Regions from separate parts of the Homo sapiens genome. Here region 1 is linked to region 2. A link is a loop called in an ENCODE intact Hi-C map of the cell type or tissue named here. Cell type or tissue: GM12878. All regions are shown on one strand. Links, peaks and the distances in the headings refer to the core of each region. The heading gives the core; the rest is flanking DNA.

What was found. Peaks named below come from ENCODE experiments on the same cell type or tissue, not always from the same donor. Only the 100,000 strongest peaks of a DNase experiment are listed, where the experiment ranks them.
Region 1: a loop joins it to region 2, with 3 times the contacts of the local background. A loop is called at or near these places in 1 of 110 quality-filtered maps.

The regions. Positions count from the first base shown.
Region 1 is chr7:2,407,426-2,410,332 of GRCh38, reverse strand. The region is part of intron 1 of CHST12 (carbohydrate sulfotransferase 12); the gene reads right to left. Among named protein-coding and RNA genes, the nearest start is that of CHST12, 5.3 kb to the right of the region's middle. RefSeq lists enhancers at 1,409-1,528, 1,539-1,598. In GM12878, for the core only: a CTCF peak has its summit at 1,436 (motif pointing right); no DNase peak of the experiment used is centred there; H3K27ac peaks cover 116 bases.
Region 2 is chr7:2,298,094-2,301,000 of GRCh38, reverse strand. All of the region lies in intron 1 of SNX8 (sorting nexin 8), which reads left to right. Among named protein-coding and RNA genes, the nearest start is that of SNX8, 15 kb to the left of the region's middle. In GM12878, for the core only: no CTCF peak of the experiment used is centred there; DNase peaks (open chromatin) are centred at 720, 944 and 1,700; H3K4me3 peaks cover 2,015 bases; H3K27ac peaks cover 2,344 bases.

The DNA of each region.
Region 1 (2,907 bases), core at 92-2,591, 110 kb before region 2:
ACTGTCTTCCTGCACTGACTTAAAAGGGAGGTCCTCGTCCTGCCTCACAGCGGGTATTCTCAAGGCTTACAGTAGCATCTGGCACTCAGTACTTGCTCAAGAAAGAGGTGATGTTCTAACAAAAACCAGACAAACTCTGATTGCCTAATTTCTGAAACTTGGGGACAGGTGAAGGATGATGTATAATACTGCTCTCTCTACTGGTCGGTATGTTTTAAAACCCCCTTGGAAAACGACGAAAGAAAGCGCTCGGCCGGGCGTGGCGGCTCAGGCCTGTAATCATAATTGCTTGAACTCAGGAAACAGAGGCTGCAATGAGATCATATCACTGCACTCCAGCCTGAGTGACAGAGTGAGACTCTGCCTGAAAGGAAAAAAAAAAAAAGTGCTCAGAATCTCTGATAAATGACCACAACGACGAGACAGCATACAGAGAACAATGACAATAACCAAGAGGAAATCAGAGCAAGGAAACCCTCCCTGTTAACAGGGCCTGTGCACAGAGGCAGGCGAGGGCCGCCATTCCATCAGAGCAGAAAGCCCATCTGAGACTGTTCCCATTTGGGTCAATTCAATGCCACACATACATATCCATGAAAGAGTGAAATCATTCCGTGAGGTGAAGTTTATTAAGAAACTCAACAGTCTCTGTCCCTGCTTCCCTTTCTCACCTCCGCCCTTCTCCATGATTCTTTTTTTTTTTTTTTCTTTGAGACAGGATCTTGCTCTGTCACCCAGGCTAGAGTGGAGTGTGATGGCTCGATCTCAGCTCACTAAAATCTCCACCTCCTGGGCTCAAGTGAAGTGATCCTCCCACCTCAGCCTCCCAAGGAGCTGAGACAGACACAGGCCACCATGTCTGGCTAATTTTTGTATTTTCAGTAGAGACAGGGTTTCGCCATGTTGCCCAGGCTGGTCTTGAACTCCTGGACTCAAGCAATCCTCCTGCCTCGGCCTCCTGAAGTGCTGGGATTACAGGTGCGAACCACCACGCCCTACCCGCTCCATAATTCTTTTTAGCTAATTCTTTTAATGTCTGCCTTCAGAGTGAACCTTGGTTGTTCAGCTTGGGGCATTAGCGACTGACTTCCCAAGGCGACAGGCGAAAATGCAGCGCTCTCCTCCCCACACCTTCTCTGCCCAGGTGCATCATAATTTCAATTAGAGCAGCAGTCAGTGTTTACATAAATTACTATCATTGCGGCGAGGCTATCCACAGCTGCGCCTTGTAGTACACCATAATTATTTTTCGTTTCCCGCACGATGGTTTATTTTCCCTGGAACTAATAACAGCCTTGTGTTTTCATTTGCTTTGTTTAGTACTTATCACTAATCCCGCCCCAACTCTGCCAACTGTATCAACTCCTCTCCAGATGCTGCAGCATGTCAGGTGTCCTGCTAATTTCATCTTCTCCCAAAGAATCTCCTCTTGGAGCCTCTGACCAGCTGGGGTCAGGACATGTCTGCTCTTCACACCAGCACCTGGCTGGGATTTCCCTTCAGCAGGTTCTTCTCACCTCTCACCTGGGGGAAATCCTGTTCCCACCAGCCAGTCTCTCTCAGTCTAGACTTACTGCCTCATCTGGGGAGACTACATCTGCCAATCACCTCCTTAAAGCATGAGGAACAAATCTGGGAGCAAGTCTGAAGTTGTCTTTACCCTACCCTCCCTTGCCTGAGTGTAGACTTCCAGGCTGCAAATGCATCCTTCAGAATTTCTCAAGCAAGGCCCTCCCGTCTCCTGCCACCCAGTGCTGCTTTGAAAAAGCCCAAGCCCTTCTGCTTCTTTTCATTTTAATTGTAGTTAGTTCTTCTGCCTTTTTCCACATGTTCTAACCTTCTGCCTCTTGACCTGTGATGACCTATTTGTGATTTGTTTTTACTTTCTCCTCTTGTTCTGAGATTTCACAACAGTATGTCCTGGAGAGGGTACGCAAGGATCTTTTTTTTTTTTTTTTTTTTTTTTTTTTGAGACGGAGTCTCACCCTTGTTGCCCGGGCTGGAGTGCAATGGCATGATCTCCACTTACCGTTACCTCCGCCTCCCAGGTTCAAGCAATTCTCCTGTCTCAGCCTCCTGGGCAGCTGGGATTACAGGCACCTGCCACCATACCTGGCTAATTTTTGTATTAGCCAGGGTTTCACTATGTTGGCCAGGCTGGTCTCAAACTCCTGGCCTCAAGTGATCCGTCCACCTCGGCCACCCAAAGTGCTGGGATTACAGGCGTGAGCCACAGCGCCTGGCCTCTGAACTCTCACTATCCAAATTCTGGGGTCAACAGCTGCAGACATGCTTTCAAATAAATCCTTCCCCTCCCAAGCTCTCACTAGTCTTTATCTGAAACTCAGCCTCTCTCACTATCCAAGTTTGCTGCCCAGACTTTTAATTTTTTAAATTTTATTTTTGAGACGGAGTCTCATTCTATTGCCCAGGCTGGAGTGCAGTGGCACGATCTGGGCTCACAGCAACCCCCGCCTCCTGGGTTCAAGCAATTCTCCTGCCTCAGCCTCCTGAGTATGGGATTACAGGCACCCACCACCATGCTTGGCTAATTTTTGTATTTTTAGTAGAGATGGGGTTTCATCATGATGGCCAGGCTGGTCTCGAACTCCTGACCTCAGTGATTCACCTACCTCCTAAATTGCTGGGATTACAGGCATGAGCCACCACACCCAGCCTTCCCAAGCTTTTAATATCCAAGCTGAGAAGTGAAGAGGCTATGAAAGTGAAGGATACCTGCATTTTCACCCGTGGTACTGGCCACTGGGTGAGCCTCTTTAACCCAGAAAGTTTGGGTTCTAGGAAATTATTTTGTGAATTTCATCCTGTTTTCCCTATTTTTTTCTTCTGGAAACTTTTTAAAATGTATTTTATTTTATTTTTTAGAGATGGGGTCTTGCTCTGTCA
Region 2 (2,907 bases), core at 303-2,802:
TTTTGTGGGAGAATGGTTACTTGTCTCGTTCGAGGTTGGGTTTAAGCTCCACAACAGGGGCTGGGCACAGTGACTCACGCCTGTAATCCCAGCACTTTGGGAGGCCAAGGTAGACAGATCATTTGAGGTCAGGAGTTCGAGAACAGCCTGGCCAACATGGTGAAACCCCGTCTCTACTAAAAATACAAAAATTAGCTGGGCGTGGTGGCATGCGCCTATAATCCTAGCTACTCGGGAGGCTGAGGCAGGAGAATCATTTGAACCCAGGAGGTGGAGGTTGCAGGGAGCCAAGATTGCACCACTGCACTCCAGCCTGGGTGACAAGAATGAAACTCTGTCTCAATAATTTAAAAAAAAAAGAAAAAAAGACCAGCCTGGGCATTACATAGCGAGACCTTTTCTCTACAAAAAAATGAAAAAATTAGCCAGGCATGGTGGTACGTGTCTGTAGTTCCGGTTACTTGGGAGGCTGAGGCAGGAGGATCGCTTGAGCCCAAGAGACTGAGGCTACAGTGAGCTAAGATCGTGCCACTGCACTCCAGCCTAGGTGACAACAGATCAAGACTCTGTCTCCAAAAAAAAGAGAGAAAGCTTTGCAACGTGTCTACTGAAAATATTTAGTTCATTCTGGACAACTGGGTGTAGACAGTCTGTTTCCAGTTGAGTTCAACATAAAATCTCCTTGAATTGTCAGCTCTGAAAAAACAAATCACTTCTTGAATTTTGTGAGGCACAGGCTGAGTTCCCTTAAACGCGTTAAGATAATCTGAGCATCCTGGTTAACCAATCTTGGAGTTTTGGGGTCTGTAAGACACCAGATGAGAGTCCAGCCTTCTGTGCATGGAAAACTAGGTCTTCGTGTTCAGTGCAAATTTAGCCGTGGGGGAAAAACTGACTAAATATTTCTCTTCCTGTGACATTTTTCACAGTTCCTAATTTGTTCTTGCTGACTTCTGAGGCGTTACATTTTCTGGTTGATTAATTGCGTTCCTTGTTGTCTACCCTTAAGGCAGCCAGGAGAAGGAAGTGCGCCTTCTTCCTTGCTGTGCTTGCCATAGATCAATCAAGGTTTGCTGAAATGGATTTAATTGTATCTCACTTGGCCCATTATGCTGGCTGACTGCTTGGAATTTTCTTGGAGGGACCTTATTTGGTGGCCAATGAAGGTTCTTCTCCATTTGGCCTCTATGAGGATCAAGACAGACTTAGCCCCGTCAGATATTTTGGAATCTTTTCACTTTCATGTCAGGAGACCCTAGAAAAAAACCGGAGTCACTTTCAGACCAAACCAACCACCAGCCAGGAGGAGGGTTAAAAAAGAAAACGCAAGAAACCAGGCATGGGTGGCATTTAGTTAAACAGAGACGAGGACTCTTTTTGGAACTCCAAACTCCTACTTGGTAGGTTATTCCAAGATTCCCCCAATTTGCTAAAATAGTATTCCTTTTTAACTCCGGAACAAATCGCTGGGCCTCCCCTCAGATAAACATTCCCGAAATGAGAGACCCGAGAGGTGTTTTGAGGAATGAGCTGAAGTCCAATGGGCCCTTTCAGAAGGGGGTTCCGGGGGATTGGTGGGACGGATGGCTCTGATGTCCTTGGCTGGCTCCGCTTGTCCCTTGACTCTGATTTGAGTCAGAGGAAATCATCTGAGCGGTGAGTATTTCCAGCACCACACTTCAGTTTTGTGACGTGGAACCAGTGATTTTTTTTTTCCCCTTTGTGGTCTGGTCTCTTGCATCTCCCATGTCCTGCTTGTGTGTGGGTGTGCGTGGGGGGTTCATATGCAGTTCCCTGGGTCTCAGCGATGGATGGCCCGTGCTCTGTTTGTAATCATCCACGGAACCTCAGGCGTGGTCTGGTTCCTGATGAGAACAAGATGCCGTTGTCCTATCGAGGAACCTAGCTCTCTGGGGAGCCCTGACCCTGGTCAGCAGCTTGCTCTGTCTGTGGTTTGATCTGGGAATTTGGTATCAGGAGTATAGGCCCATTAAAAAAGAAAAGCTCAGACCAGGCATGGTGGGTCACGCATGTAATCCCAGCACTTTAGGAGGCCGAGGTGGGAGGATCACTTGAGGTCAGGAGTTCGAGACCAGCCTGGCCATCATGGCGAAACCCTGTCTCTACCAAAAATCCAAAAAATTAGCTAGGCGTGGTAGCATGTGCCTGTAATCCCAGCTGCTCGGGAGGCTGAGGTATGAGAATCTCTTGAACCTGGGAGGTGGAGGTTGCAGTGAGCTGAGATCGTGCCACTGCACTCCAGGCTGGGGGACAGAGCAAGACTCCATCTCAAAAACAAAAAACAAAAAACAAAAACAAAACCAAAACCCAGGTTGGGTGTGGTGGCTCATGCCTGTAATCCCAGCACTTTGGGAGGCTGAGGCGGGTGGATCACCTGAGGTTAGGAGTTCGAGACCAGCCTGGCCAACATGGTGAAACCCCGTCTCTACTAAAAATACAAAAATTACCTGGGCGTGCTGGTGCATGCCTGTAATCCCAGCTACCCGGGAGGCTGAGGCAGGAGAATTGCTGGAACCTGGGAGGCTGCGGTTGCAGAGAGCCGAGATTGCACCACTGCACTCCAGCCTGGGGGACAGAATGAGACTCCGTCTCAAAAAACAAAACAAAACAACCCAAACCAAAAATAAAACGAAAAAGAAAAGTTCAGAGCCTGGGCACCATAGTGAGACTTTGCCTCTACAAAAAAAATAAAAAGTTAGCTGCACATGATGGGGCAGGCCTGTAGCCCCGGCTACTCGGGAGTCTGAGGCAGGAAGATCACTAGAGCCTGGGAGTTCGAGGTGATCTCGCACTGTGCGAGCTGTGATCGCACTACTGTACTCCAGCCTGCACGACAGAGCGAGATCCTCTCTAAAAATAAGAATAAAGAAAAGCTTGGGCCCTGGG